2 separate regions of the Mus musculus genome follow, and region 1 is linked to region 2. The links are chromatin loops, found by intact Hi-C in ENCODE. Cell type or tissue: heart. All regions are shown on one strand.

Evidence for each region. A loop is a pair of places that touch in the nucleus more often than their neighbours do. Peaks named below come from ENCODE experiments on the same cell type or tissue, not always from the same donor. Only the 100,000 strongest peaks of a DNase experiment are listed, where the experiment ranks them.
Region 1: a loop joins it to region 2, with 6 times the contacts of the local background. A loop is called at or near these places in 7 of 42 quality-filtered maps.

The regions. Positions count from the first base shown.
Region 1 is chr1:106,396,772-106,404,771 of GRCm38, forward strand. No RefSeq gene overlaps it. Among named protein-coding and RNA genes, the nearest start is that of Gm41928, 120 kb to the right of the region's middle. In heart, no CTCF peak of the experiment used is centred here; a DNase peak (open chromatin) is centred at 4,250.
Region 2 is chr1:105,657,152-105,665,151 of GRCm38, forward strand. It overlaps Pign (phosphatidylinositol glycan anchor biosynthesis, class N), which reads right to left and starts at 6,525. Exons shown (of 31, transcript NM_013784.3): 1 at 6,349-6,525; 2 at 2,142-2,215; 3 at 1,736-1,855; 4 at 451-699. The coding sequence starts at 671. Relch (RAB11 binding and LisH domain, coiled-coil and HEAT repeat containing) reads left to right here and starts at 6,710. Exons shown (of 29, transcript NM_173187.4): 1 at 6,710-7,482. The coding sequence starts at 6,957. In heart, CTCF peaks have their summits at 3,069 and 6,174; DNase peaks (open chromatin) are centred at 6,620 and 7,400; H3K4me3 peaks cover 2,663 bases; H3K27ac peaks cover 2,109 bases.

The sequences.
Region 1 (8,000 bases), 740 kb after region 2:
GGGGTATGATCTTGAGACGCTTTGAGGGTCTAAGCCAGCGCCGTGTTGATACTAGATATACATAAATGTCTGAAAGCAGAATGCTCTCCCCTCAAAATGCCCCTCTTCCCTTCTTGAAGACATTGAACACATCAGGAAGAAATGGGCAAATGGCCCTTAAGCCCTGTTTTTTACTGTTCTGTTTCCTGGCCTCAATGTACATATAAATAATATGTATTGCATTTGTTGGCCTTTGGTTCATTTTGCTCAAAGAACACAAACAGAATGCTTCAAGAAAGGTCTCCCTCCTGCTTAAGCTGGAGCCTCACTTATTCTGATTCTCTAAGGACAGAAAGATCTTCTATCATCATGCTGAAATCTTTCACTTTCTGCTCTTCTGCCTTGTTCCAGTGAACTTGGACTTTCCTCTAACGAGTAGTCCTGTCTGTTTAAAGGGCATCAAAATGGCAATTGGGACTTTTTTCAGTGTTCCATGTCCAGTTCTTGAATGCACCAATACTTACTTCCAAGTCTTCTTAAGACTGCCTCCCAAATAATGCCTGGGTATGCTGGAACCAGCTCGGGATTAAGAGTTGTATTTAAGCTAGGACTAAGCCAAGCAATATTTTTATTTGGCTCCTGATCTACCATACTTTCGATGACTACCTATAGAATGCCTCAGCAGGCTATAAGTATCTCATTGTAAGATGATCCATAACTCCCAGGAGCCGCATCGTGTACTGGACCTGCCACCTATCACAGGTAAATACATACATTCCTTTTCTATGATAATGTCACCTGCATGTCATTCTCACCTTTGAGCCCTCCAGTTATCAGTTGAAATTCTGTGGGAGTCTCTGTGACCACCAGGACTGGCAGAGTACCCATCTGCTAGAAGCAAGAAGGAATCCGGTTCAGTATGACTTAGATGGTGCTGGCCCCAACCTCTAGAGTGTGACCCTGAGCAGTTGATTGCCAGCATATTCAAGCACAGAATAATTTGGAAAAAAAAAAAACAATTTCTGGTGTAATACAGTCTCATGAGCACAAGGAAACTCAACTCAAATCCATGCCACATCTTCCAAGAAGATGGGTTCTAGAGATAGGCTACATGTATTATCTTAAAGGCCTAGCAAAGGATCTGATATGGTCTCAGTCGTACAGATAGTGTAGATGTCATTTCTGCTGTTAGCTACCTCTGGTCCTGGTTGTGAAAACTTAAGAGCACCCCTGGCAATACAAATAATGCAGAGGCCATTTACTACTAAGCACCTCCAGACCTGCACATGATAGATAATACAGATCACCAGGCTATTGAGCAATCAATCACCTTCATTCCCAGCCTTCTGGGTAGAAAACAGGTTATACATATTTTTTCCTTGAAAAGACAGCCCTGTGTATTTAACATTCCTGGTTTCCCTAGAGCTATTTGTACACACAGGAACCTCACAACAAAAATCCATCTTTGTATTCTTCAGATTACAATGGGCAGGGGTTCGGCATGTTCTTTCTGGCTTCCTTCCGCATAACTAGGGACAAGATGGAATGTTAGGAAAGCAAAGAAAGTGATGTAAGCGGCAAATCTGCTGATGTGGACCAGAGAGCTCTCTTCTGCCTCTCTAGTCTCAGCATCCCATGACATGACATCAAGCTCACCTGGTTCCTCTTTGCAGGCAGAATGCAAGCTGAGTATTCTGTAGGGTAGTATTGTTGTTTCATAAACACTTTCCTAATTTCTATAACCAAACCCATACAGATATTGCCCTACATATTTAATAGTGTTACCCTTACAAATGGAAAACAGTTGAGTTTGATATTTCTTGATCAATATTGCTGTTCTTTTCTGCACAGTGATAACTGAATATTTTCTGCACAGTGATAACTGAATACAGTTAACTGGGATGCTTTTTTTTTTCTAAAACAGAGTACAGCTAAAGTTTCAAAAAATTCAAAGTGTGTGTGTTTGTGCATCTGTGCTTTATGCTGCTGGTGTGTGTGTATGTGTGTGTGTATGTGTGTGTGTTTCATGCTGTGTGTGTATGTCTATGCATCTTTTTGCTTCATCTGGCTGGTGTATAGGAATGGGGTTTTAGCCTAATGGGATGGGGGGTGGTTGTTTTGTTCTTCTGAAGGTCTTAGGATCAAGGCTCCTTAGCCTTCCTCATAAGCTGAGCATCTCCCTAAGTCCACTGGGCACTCACTCTGTAGAAATGGTGGAGAGGTGGAGTGCCTGAGATGAGCCCCCAAGGGCAAACACTGGAACACATTTAATGATGATTATCTGGAGAGACATGTGTGTCCATAGGTGCATTCACACTTGGAGTGAAAACACTCGGTCAGTGAAGACCTTGGACTTGACCCAGACAGAGACTGCAAGCTGCCCAAAGCTCATCCCACAGCAGGACCACTAAAAATGCTTCTGCCTGATATCCCTGCCCTGGGGACCACACTGTGCTGTGAGGGATAAGAATGACTTCTCCCTCTGGGGAAGGAACAGATGTCATACTCTGCTGCCCAGATGACCTCCCTCCTGCATGAAGAGCCCTTAACTACACTGTGTCCACCTCCAGTTCTGCCAGCAGCACCAACCAGAAAGGACAGAAGAGCAGGCAGAACTCCTGTACTCAGAGCTCACATGGATCTGAATTCTTAGAACACAGAAGGCTGGAAGTGCCAGGCTGTTCTGCACAGCAAACACCCAGTGAGCCATTTCACAGCTGTTCCCAAATAGGTGGGTTCTGATTCTGCTTACCTTTCCGTGTCAGGCCCTTGAAGAAAGTGGATACAGCAGTTCCCACTGCTACTCTCTAGCATGCCTCGCACCCTGCCCTTCTATTTGCGTGACCTCGATACTCTCCATTTACCCCAAAATGTCCTCAGCCTCAATGTCCCTCAAGCTGTCCACTAAGGTAGGCCATGTTCTTCCTTGGCCAGAGTGAAAGTTTGTGTTACTGGGGAAATCCCTACGGTGACAGTAACACTGCACCCCTGCAACCTCCTTGGCCCCACTGACAGGGGCTCCTTGTTGCTTTACCCATGGTCCTATGCACCCCAAGGGCTCCAGAGGCTCATCCTGCAGATATGTGTGTTCCCCAGCATCTGTACCTCCACTTGAGGTGCTTGGAGCAGGTCCTCGGTGTGTCTGAGGGCTGCTTGGCCACTTTTAAACCTGACCTAGATGTCTTTTCCCATTCTGCACAAGTTCTAAACCTCTCTGGGCCTCCAGCCCTTGCTCAGACATGGTCTGGGCTTCTCTAAGGAAGCTGAAAGGAGACACCTAAGTTGACTTCCCTCCTTTCTCTTTTTTCCTGGACCTACCTTGCGCCCCCCACCCCCTGCCTCAGCTGTGTGAATTCTTGCTCAATGGAGACATAACGAACATCTACATCCCCATAAAGTTCTAATGACAAAGATATATGTAATTCTACCAAAGTTCAACTAGGGAGTTTATTGGCCTTACCTACAGAACATGGGTGAGGGATTGTATATAGGAGCTTGGGTGACCCAAAACAGCTACACTGCAGTCTTCACCCAGCATGGATGGTGGTGTCCCCAATAGTCACACAGATACAGCTTCCTTTAGTCAACTGTCCCCAGTCTATGTACTCCAAGCCACATAAAATTAGGGAAGAATTGCAAACAAATGGCTAGGACAGATGGCTGGAATCCCAGGTAAGGGTTCAATGACTCTCCCTATTCTGTACTCTTAGGGAATGTGCTCAGTCCACAGACCGGCTGGTGGGCACAGGATGGCTGAGCTGCTGTTTGCTTGGAGAACCAAGTTCTTCAGCATCCCTGCAGCTCCTCAGCATCTTGGGGCCTTGTGCTCTGTTCTGCTCCATTTGAGCTGGGCTTGCTGTAGTCCATCCACCTCCTGCTCCTCCAGGCAGGCTCCATCCTACAGTCCCCAGTACCCTCAGAAGGTGAGTGACCACACAGGCCTGGTTGAGAAGATCCCACAGGCTCGGCAGAGGGGTCATTTCTAAGACAGCCCACCAGAATTCAGTGAACCAAGAGTAAGCAATCCAGTCTTGCAGAGTTGATTGACTTAAGAGAGGAGAATGTTCCACGGGGCCGGAAGCTAATCCAGAAAAGGGAAGGTGCCCTGACCCAGTGTGTGGAGGTTGGGAATCCTCCCTTCCAGACATAGCTTTGCTCTGTCTGCTCGATGGAGTGTTCTTCCACCTCCAAGGCAAGCCCTTGACTATTCTCCTTGTCTGCTCCTCTGACCTCCCGAGGCTGCAGATGCCATGAGTCATTTCAATACCGACTCTTCCACACTTGCTCTTGGCAGCCTCCCCGGAAATAAAATGCTTTGCAAGATTAGTATTCACCACAAAGAATGTGTTTCTCCATTTTTTTTTTACAACTCATTTTTTAATCTCAATGGTTTCAGCTTGTTGCAACCACAATGTGTTACAATTAAATATTAGAAGCGGAAGCAGAGGGGGAAAGGTTGCCTTGACAAAATTTATGTCAAATATTGAAGCTTACAGCAGAACAATGAATCACCGTATTAGTTTCTATAGACATGCAGCTGCTCACACAATAGGCTTGCAAAAGTACCTGTCCTTTCACAGAGCAGCATGTCTGCGGACTTGAGCTAAGCTTCCAGGATACTCATGGCTTTTATCCCCAGGGGTTTGGAGGGGAGTCAGGCAGGAGGCTATGGTCCTCATCGCAACATCTTCTGTGCACGGATAGGAGGGCTATCCAGTGTCTGTGCTCATGAGAATCAGTCATTTTTATGACTGTGGTGAGCTAACGTTGAGTCACCAACTCTTCTGCCTGGATACATCTTCAAGGCAGTGCTGAGGAAATAAATTGGGAAAGTCATTGGAAAATTATTACCTGAAGTCAAGATTCCAGATATTTTACCACGGGCTTAGAAAATTAATTTTCTTCTTCCTCCCTCCCCCTCCCTCCCTCTGCCATCTCTCCCTCCCTCCCTCCCTCCTTCTCTCCCTCCTTCTGTCCTGCCTTAAAGCTCAGTGACAGACACAAGATCCTAAACTCTGATGGAACAGCAATGACTCCGCCAGCCTCTCCTTGCCTTCCACACACAAGAAGCTGACGGTGATCACCAGAACCTCGGTAAAAAGGCCAAGCACACAGCTTCTGGGAAGCCATTGGTTCTAAAAGGTGAAACCTTACCTGTCCTTTTAACAATTGATTCCAGCACAAAATCCACTTCCAACATGAGAACAGAGTTAAGCTGCTAAAGGAAACCCTATCTTAAGCTGGATGCATACACGTAGGTGGAAGACAGTGGCTTCTGTCTGGTCATACGATGATCCCCCTTCCTGAAAATGCTGAGAGCAAACTCACATGTATACTGATGCTCATGAACCTATCCAGCATTATTATATGCAAGCATGTATCTATTTTTATCAAGCAACCTGAAGTATATGATGCATTCCATTTTGAGACAGCCCATCAACAGGTTTGGCAGTATGTGGGGCTTATTTCCAGCAGACTCTCTGAGGTAAGAGCTATAGAAGGACTGTGGGCAGATCTCTTCTTGGTCTCCAAGAGGTACTGAAACAAAGAAATACAAGTGTGTGGTTTCTGACACAGTCCTGGAGTCTAGAAGCCCAAAGCAATGTCAGCATCCCCACTCCTCTGAGGCTCTGGCATAACTTACTTGCCTATCTCAGCTTCTATGGGTCGGGCCATCTTCTGGGTTCACTCATCAGTTGCTTTTCCTGTTCCTGGGACAAAATATTTGGCAGAAGCAGTTAAGAGAGAGGTTTATTCAGCTTATGATTACAGAGAGTCTGGGCCGTCATAGCAGCAAAGTCATGGCAGCTGGTCAGAACTAACTGTTGCAACAGGTGTTAAGTGACAGCTTCCCATGTCCTGGTGACCTGAAAATCAAACAGCTCTAACTCTCAAAGGCTTAGCACTCACAAATAGGCAGGTTCTAGAACCTTCTGAAACAGGGCAACCAGCTGGGTACTGCAGGAGCCTGTAGGGGGCATTTGAGATGCAAGCCATATTAAACAGTGTGTACTGTGGGAATAGCGTCCCAGTGCAGGGGATGATGGGTGGTGCCGGGCATGTCTGCAACCATGGCTTCGGGAGAACTGCTCTCAAGGTCGTACCTCTGGCACTGCTGATCAACTGTTTTCTCAACCAGCTCAATTCTCCAGGGGATGTTAGAGGGAAGGGGGACAGGCTGGCACCAGCAGAGAAAAACTATGTACCCAAGCAACTAAGAGACTTGAGAAGGATGGAAGGGTAGGAGGGCAAAGTGCCTGGGAATGGACAGCACTAGAACTTCATTGGTTCACTAGGGCAGTTGTAACAGAGAACCAGTGACTGGCTTGAAAACAGTGCCTCTCCACCCTGGAGGTGAATCCATGGTCAGGGTGTCAATAGGACCAGTGTCCGAGGGCTGCAAGGAGACCTCTGTGCCAAGGCTTTTCCCTGGCTTCTGGAGGCTGCCGGCGGTCTTTTGTGTTCGTTGGCCTGAATGAACATTGTTCCGAGCTCTGCTTTAATTCATCATCATGCATGACCTCCTCCCTGCATGCTTCTGTGTATGAATGTCCCTTTGCAAGAAGAGTGGTCATATGGAAATAGGGCCCAGCCCTAGCTTAATGTGACCTCATCTGTTTAATTCATTGGTGCCAACCCTCTTTCAAAGAAAGTGATGTCAACTTGGATGGAAGATACAATGTGGCCCATAACAAGGCCTTCTCAGGGAGCAACTATGACCATACCTCAGCAACGACCTCAGGGAACTCTGGGAACTGGGAGGTCCAGGAATTCTACTCACGTTATTGAAGGCCTGGCTTGGAATTCTGACACTGAACAGTCTCGTCATAGGGGCTTGTTAGCTTAGCCTGCATTTTGAACTAACCATGGCCTCTAGGACCTGTTCCGTTGGTGTGTATATCAACAACAATGACTCATGGAAGCTGTGAGCCTGAGATGAGTGTGCATGGGCAGGTAGGTTTGTTGCTCCTCTAGGGAACTGGATTAGGCACATCTTCTTCTACTGAGGCCAAATTAAGCAGTCCTCTACTACATATGTGCCAGGGGCCTCAGACCAGCCCATGTATGCTCTTTGGTTGGTGGCTCAGTCTCTGGGAGCTCCCCGGGGTCCAGGTTAGTTGAGACTGCTGGTCTTCCTATGGGGTCGTCCTTCCCTTCAGCTTCTTCAATTCTTCCCCTAATTCCTCCTTAGGAGTTCCCAACCTCAGTCCAATAGTTGGCTGTGAGCATCTGTGTCTGTCTCAGTCAGCTGCTGGTAGGGCTTTTAGAGGACAGTCATGCTAGGCTTCATCTGTAAATACATCATAGCAGAGATAACCCCAGCCAGGTCTTGAAGGCTATGGCTGATGCTTTTTGCTGACACCACCTCTGACCATTCCCTTGGGTGAGGCTTCAGGATTTTTGCCTCAGGTTCCACCCTTTGGGTTCATTAAAAAGTCCTGGTACCAGGTGCTGAGTCTCCTAGGGTAGTTTAGCTCTGGCCTTGGTCCAGTGAGGTGACCGCCCACTTGTGGCTTGTAACTTCCTCAATTGATCATCTTGAGTCCCAGAATACCTTAGATTTCAGGCCATGGACTACCTTCTTCCCTTCCTCTGTGTCCTCCATATTTCTTGGCTCCCCTTTGGGTAGCCCTTGAAGAACTACTGACCCCTCTGCCTAGCGCCCTACTTAAGGGCCTCTTAACATACCTGCCTTTGCTGTCAAATTTGTCATAACCTTTAATCAATCAAAATGGCCACCCAGTGGCACCCTAGAGCCCAACATTATCGGGGACCTCTGAAACTACTGCCACTAATTGGGGAAACAGAAAAATTTCCCGTTCCCTGTTTTTTTTTTCTGCTCCAAATTCAGTTTGTTTTTGTCTCATTTCCCAACACTGTGTAATCATCCTGTCTTTAATTTACAGTTAATGTAAATGTAAATTTGTTGCAAAGTGGGGGCCTAAGCTGGTCCTGGATAGAAGGGAGTTGAGCAAAAGAGCAGCCCCACTGCAGCAGTACACACCCACAACACTCCTATT
Region 2 (8,000 bases):
GTATAGTGTTTGGTGGAGAAATACCACATTGTCATATTTTCAAATTGTTCAGGGAAAAAAAAACCTAAAAATTCTACAATATGCACATCCACAGTTATGTGTGTAAGAAAAAAAATTCACGTAATTTTAAAGTGGGAAAAAAAAAATAAAGGCCAGGCATGGAGGTACATGGTCTTAATCCCAGGACTTGGGAGGCAGAGGCAAGCAGATTTCTGAGTTTGTGGCCAGCTTGATCTACAGAACAAGTCCTAGATCAGTCAGGGCTACATAGTGAGACCTTGTCTCTAAAAACAAACAAACAAACAAACAAACAAACCAAAACACAAGTTTTAAAAAAGTTTTAAAGATGGTCAATAGCAAGCTGATGGTCATCAATTCATAACATAATCCCTTTTCAAACTGAAGCTAATGTATCTAAGACACACCCCCTGAACCCGACATCATCTTTACCTAATGAAAGGTGCTCTGGAGTTTCCATCTTCATCTAATTCATAAAGAGTATCTGCTCTCAGGCCATCAGCAACAAATAGCACTAATCTTTTTGCTGGAGGAGGCAAAGGTGTAAACTGGGGAGTCATTCCATGAACCAAAGGAGATGTAAAATAAATGTCAAAGATGGAAGCGAAGAACACAAAATGGATAAGCAATCCCAAAGCAAAAAACAGCAGCATATCCACACTGGGCTACCTGCAAGAGAAGCTGAAACAGACACACCTGATGAGGATCTTTCTTCCTTATAAACATCAGTCAAGGCAGGATACTACACAACTAACAACTTGCCTTTCATTTACAATGGTAACAATAAACATTGTTTAACAACTTAAGACTGAAATAAAATATATGTTATAGTACACCAAACAAAAAGAAAGAGTTCAATTAGGATTGATAAACTATAACAAATTCAGTTACCTAGTAAACTATCAAAAATTAGCAAAGGAACCCAAAATAAAAGGCACTGAAAAATTAGTTAGGCTCATTCACAGGAAATCCTAAATAGCAAAAATATATATAATTCAGGACATTCTTGGTTGTGCACACAACACTTCCTACTCTTAGAATTTAAATATATTAAATTACAACTTTAAATTTCTTGAGTTAATTTTTTTTAACTTTGGTAATCATCTTAGGGGAAACTGTCTGACTCTCTTGAATATTAACGCACATTCTATCCATTTTGCTGAGTTACACACAAGAAATTAAACTATCTGTACTTCAGAAAATCTGGACTCTGTAAATAAACACTTTATTTCTCTGAACCAAAAGGTTTATTTATTCATTGAATACAAATTGTGTGTCCCTAGAAAAGAACACCAAGAAAGGCTATCAGAGGTCTGATGAGCTTACAAATACTAAAGAAAGAAAACCAAGCAAATTGAAATGTTTAAATAATACTGTACGATAGGGTCCCATTACACCTCAAAGATCAAAGTGACAATAAAACTTTTTCAAGCCAGTCTTTTGTTTTGTTTTGGTTTTGGTTTTTTTTTAAATAAATTTATTTATTTTATGTATATGGGTACACTGTTGCTGTCTTCAGACAGACCAGAAGAGGGCATCTGATTCCATTACAGATGGTTGTAAGCCATCATGTGGCTGCTGGGAATTGAACTCAGGACTTCTGGAAGAGCAGTCAGTGCTCTTAACGGCTGAGTCACATCTCCAGCCCAGTCTTTTGTTTTGTTTTTATTGGTAAATGTGTCTACAGATTAAGAAAGAAAACACTAGAATTTCTTACTTGAAGCAGTATTTGATACAAATAATGACCTTGATCTTGAAAATATGAAAGATAAGAATTATGGACATATCTTATTCTTCCTGGTCTGAAGAATTAACTATCATAAGGATGGAGAATGTCCTGTAAAAAGGAAAGAGGCACTTAAAATATGCTTATCAAATACAAACAAATTAGAAAAAATAAAATGAACCAAAAGATCAAACTATAAAACACCTTTTTTATTCTAAGGGTGAACAGAGTATTGAAGATTCCTTAGTAAACACATGCAATTTCAAATCTAATCTCTCAGTGTAATGTTGGCTTCGTTCCTAGTTTATATCATCATTAGCCTACACAGTGGGTACCAACATGGTGTTCTAAATATTATTAATGGAGATAAAGAAAAAATTAGCCAGGATTCTATTACCTTCTAAGTCAGCAGTTCTCAACTTGTGGGTCATGATTTCTTTGTGGGGTAAGACGACCTTTTTACAGGAGTCACTGAAAATAATTGGAAAACAGGTATTTACATTATGATTCATAACAGTAGCAAAATTAGTTATTATTAAGTAGCAACAAAAATAATTTTATGGTTGGGGTCACTACAACATATTAAAGGGTCACAGCATTGGGAAGGTTGGGAACCACTGTCGTAAGCAAATATTTGTCAATAGTTTCTTTAAAAATTTTATCTTATCTCTATTTTTATGGAGGCAAACACATTTGTATACTTTTTAAAAAATAGATATTAACATTTAAAAATGTTTTATTACATTTTGTGTTTGTTCGTGCATGTATGCATGCTTGTGTGTATATATGTGCAACTATGTGTGCTTTTGTGTGTGCAACATATGCATGTCATTGCACAAATGTGGAGATCAGAAGGCAATGCTGGGACCAAACACTGGTCTTCAGGTTTAGCAGCAATGCCTTTACCTACGGAGTCATCTTGTGGGCCCCAGCATTCGCTTTTCCTTGAACATACATTATTATTCTCTTAAAAACAAACTCCTCCCATATATCATGTCCCATTACCACATTTTTCCCTAAAATGAATCTTGACTAACAAATCCTAAACTGGAAAACACTGATGTAGTTTTTGTCTTCAATTTTTGACTACTAATAGCATCTATGTGATTAAATACAATAATATCTGTGGAGCTTTGGATTTAGCTCAGTGGTAGATTTATGGGTTTATTCATAACTGACTTTGATGATTTAATGTCTGCCTTTGTCATTTCACTATAATTCAAAGACAGCAGAAAAGGTCATCATCCGCATCCATCACATTACTATGCAATGATCATGTTTGCTCAAATCTAGGATTACATTTCAATGGCAATATGTGAAATAGTCACTAGAGGTCGCCTTGCTTCTCTCTTTGGGTTTCCTGGATAAGGTGTGTTAAGCTTCAAAGATACTTTCAAAATAAACCCCCAAACGCCAATGTTTTATGATTAAGTAATTTATTATATATGAAGGAAGTTACAGTAATTTGAAGTATGACTATTCACATACACTATCACATTTTCTCCAGCAATATAACTTTTTTTCATAAATGTAATCACTTCTTATTCACAATTATTAAAAAAGAAAACTTCACTAACATAGTTGTTTGGAAACTTCCAAAAACTTCCAAAAAAGTGCATAACTATTAAAACTTAAAACACACCTATGCATTTGCCTATACAAATATAGTTTATATCCGTGAGATATACACCACAATAAATTAAAAACTAACAAAGTATTAGAAAATATCAAACACTAAATCAAACAAACTTTGCATTTATATTATTTGTGGTTATTTAGGACTATGGAATTCTAAAATAATTTTAATATATAAATGATTTAAGTATTTAGGAGAAAAACCCTATCTTTTCTATTTTTATTGTTAAGAGACAAACTTCAATGACTATCCTTACTTATTCAGGTAAGATGTCAGCCCTAAAGACTTTGACCTAGGTCAGTCTTCCAAAGAAGAAAGACATTTTCCAACAACTATTAATAAATTATAAGTAGAGGGCAGAATTTCTTAATATCCCAGTGTGTGCATTAAAACTATTCAAGCATGATACTGAGAGGCAAAGTACCCTATGGGAAGATGGTTCAGCTGATTTGTTGAGAACTTGCAGTTAGACAAACAAGCCCTTAGTTATAGGATAGGAACTAGAAGCACTCCAGATGGTAGGTCAGCCACTAAACTCTACTTTCAACTTAAGACTCAAAGGCAAACCTTTTAAACCTATTTTTAATTTGTGCTTTCAAATTCAGTCCCTAAATTCATGCTGCTGCCTCTTTTTGCCCTACTGACATAACTTTCACAGGCTCTGCTAGTCATTGATACCCGTGTTTCAAAAACCTGCCAAATGTCCTCAGTATCCAGTATTTCATTGATTAACTGACTGTACTGGCTGGTTTTGTATGTCAACTTGACATAGGCTGCAGTTATCACAGAGAAAAGAGCTTCAGTTGAGGAAATGCCTCCATAAGATCCAGCTGTGGGGCATTTTCTCAATTAATGATCAAGGGGGAAGGCCCCTTGTGGGTGGGACGATCTCTGGGCTGTTTGTCTTGGGTTCTATAAGAGAGCAGGCTGAGCAAGCCAGGGGAAGCAAGCCAGTAAAGAACATCCCTCCATGGTCTCTGCATCAGCTCCTGCTTTCTGACCTGCTTGAGTTCCAGTCCTGACTTCCTTTGGTGATAAACAGCAATGTGGAAGTGTAAGGCGAATAAACCCTCTCCTCCCTAACTTGCTTCTTGGTCATGATGTTTGTGCAGGAATAGAAACCCTAACTAAGACACTGACCACACTAACATTTGCTGCCAACCAGCTACCAGGCACTGTGGCAAGAACATTCACAATTCTATGTACTTTCATTATCTCTCTGGGCAGATGAATGTAAGAGAAGATGGGAGAATTTAGGTCCAAACATTTTCAACGTCTCACAATAAATGATATGTATATGATGTGCCCTTCTATTATTTTAAGAGCAGTTTTCCTCAGGCACCCTAAAAGTATATTTCTAAGCATCGCCATTACAAAGAAGAAGAAAATACACATTTCTGCTCATGTTTTTCCCATGCCATTCACTAATCCTCCATTCCAAAATTTGGTTACATTTTTAATCTCTTTGACAATATCAAAGTTAGAACTGATACCCCCTTTTGCTAAGAAATGTGAAACATTAAAATATTGCTCATTCTATACTATTGCCATGTTACTGAGGATTTTTTTCCAGATTCATTAATAAATAGCACAGTACAGCATTTAGTCCAACGAATTGGAAGCTAAAAGTCTTATTTAAAAAAAAATCCTTACTACTAACACTATTTTTAAATTGCTTCACAATGTAGCAAGGGTCTTTATGGTCTTTTACTATTTGGGCTAACTTTCTCCCCATCTCCCGGTCTCCTATGCTCATTTAAACCACCCACCCCAACCTCCAGTATTCCCCCTCCCACCTTCATATCACATGTAACATACTTTAAAAGCTCCTGTTAAAAAGCCCAAATAATAACTATATAGTAATACCAACCAAAGAAAGCATTTCAGAGCCTCATTCAAATGAAATTTTAGTTTCCTGTGAGACTGATTAAACTGAAATTAAAACCTACACTTAACTGCTGGGATACTTTACATGTAAACCGGTAACCAGACCTGAGGTCATATAACAATGCTCTATTTTTATTTTCCACAAAGATAAAGGAGATACTTCATTATATATATCAGAGCAGATGGTTAGCACTGTTGGCTATTTATTTTGTTGTCTGTTAGGACCTGGTGTTAATAAGAACTTAATTCTAAAACCAGGAAAAAGTGGCATTCTATGTTTAACAAAATAGAAGATATGAGGGCTAGGAGTCTAATAGCGACAGGGAAACTTCTTATCACCTCAAACTACAATCAAGGAATAGCATAAAGGATAAATGATATTCCAAACCTACGAGTATAGTTATGTGCTAAATGTTTCATAAAGGCCATCAAATCTCTCTACAGAGTACAATTTTTTAAATCGCTAAAATTTGATTGATCCATAAAGAAAACCTCGATTCTAGCCTAAATGGACTTAGCAAGGTTTCAGGGGATTGTGGAAAAGAATGGTTTTGGACAAAAGATAGGTGATACTTGTTCCAACGAATGTGTCCTAGTGCAGTGGACATGACCAGGCCACTGAAGCGGCCCAGACAACTTAGTTGTACTGAAGAGATAGCGCTGATAGTTTGAAAAGTTCCTTTGATGTAAAGTGTATGTTAATTTCCATGGGTTTACATATTACTTAGTTTGTCGTCCAAGACCAGGCTGTTCACAGATGAGTGTAAAGGCATCTCGAAACTCAAATGTTGCAACTTCCGTCCAGGCTCTATCTGCACCCTTCAGCTTTCTAAGTCCTATTCCCGGACGGAGGGGGCGGGAAGGCGCCCTCCTTAACCACAAGGAGGCCATGCCGTCGCCAGATCTCCAGGGGAGAGAGCAGATGGCTGGGAAACTAGGGAAGAGCAAAGAAGCCAGATTCTGACCGCTGCTCAGAGCACTTGCTATCTGGGCGGTGACAGCAAACAGCGACAAAAAACTGAAGCGTGAAGGGAGAAGCGGGCGTGGGAACACCTTAAGTGCAAGGGTCCCGGGACTTTACCTGAGAACTATCCGGCTCAGGCCCAGTCTTGGGAACGGGACCTCCTCAGAACGAAGGCAGGACCCAGGGCGGTGAAAGATGTCGGGAGGGTTCCCTTCAACCCTCAAAAACCACAGCCAAATCGTACCCCTCAGCGACCTCCACCTCTACTGCTCCAGGGAACGCCCCCAACCTGCCCCAGGCCTTCGCTGCTCTCGCGATAACTCTCTGGCCAGGTCCTGTAACTCCAGCCAATCCTCGAGAGCTTGTGGGCGGGGTCTTATGTTTGAGCCTGGAGCGGTTCCTTCGATCTTGCCACTCCAAGGCCAGAGGTGGGTGGGGCTGAGGCGGGGACGGGGCGGGGCGAAGATGGGACCAAGCCAGTTCTCGCGAGACTAGGGACCAGGAAGACGCCTGCAGAGTCGGCTACTGGTGCAGCAGCGGCTGAGACGGGAGGTGCTGCTGCATACCGGGCTCCTGCCTCCCAGTCCGGCCTAGGCTCTAGGTGAGGAGAGGTGCGGTCGGCCTGGGCTGCCTAGGTGGTCGGCGGCTCTCGGGACCTAACGGGGATTCAGGCTGAGGGCCTGTCGGGCCAAGCAGGGAAGCACCCACATTCCTGACAGAATAAGATGGCGGCGATGGCGCCCGGAGGTGGTGGCAGTGGTAGCGGAGTAAATCCTTTCCTCAGTGATTCGGATGAGGACGACGACGAGGTAGCGGCAACCGAGGACCGGCGGGCAGGACTTCGGCTGGGTGCCGGGGTCGGCCTAGATCCTGGTTCTGCAGGCTCCCTGTCGCCACAGGACCCCATGGCCCTGGGAAGCAGCGCGCGGCCGGGGCTCGCTGTGGAGATGTCCGCCGCCCCGGCGGCTCCGGGGGGCAGCGGGGAGACCCCTGCCCGATTGTCAATCGATGCCATCGCCGCTCAGCTGTTGCGCGATCAATACTTGCTGACCGCCCTGGAGCTGCACACCGAGCTGTTGGAGAGCGGCCGCGAGCTACCACGACTGCGCGATTACTTCTCCAATCCTGGCAACTTCGAGAGGCAGAGTGGGACCCCCCCAGGGATGGGGGCGCCCGGGATCCCTGGCGCCTCCATCGTCGGAGGCGCTGGAGGTCGGGAACCGAGTACGACGTCGGGCGGAGGACAGCTCAGTAAGTAGGCGTCGCCTGTCACACCTGCAGATGGGGGATTAGAGTTGGAGTGCAGCTGAAGGGGATTGTGGGCGGGTACTGAGTCTAGGGTCGTCTTGAGAAGGGAGAGTATGTTGAGTGAGATGCGAGGTGTCCTGTGTACTGCAAACAGAAAGATCCTGCTGTAGCTCTTCTTTGCATTGGTTTCCGATCTTTGGCAGGTGTTGTACAGCTCCTGGCTCCCCGTTGGTGTTGGGACCTATAACATCAGGGTTTCCAGTTTATTGAGTATTATGGCACTCTAGAAAGCTTCCTTATTGCCTGGGCATTTTTCTCTAGGCAGTTTTCCTTTTTTCCCCAGGCTGTTGAATCACACTACGAGGAAATAAAATGTTTCTTAGTAATTCTTTGACTCAAGAAAAAGAACAAACAGGAAATGTCAGCCCTCTGTACTGAAGTTCAATCCACTGAAGATCTTTTGTCTTTGCTTTTCCATTATTTTGTATCATTAATATATGCTAATAAAAAGAAGGAAATGA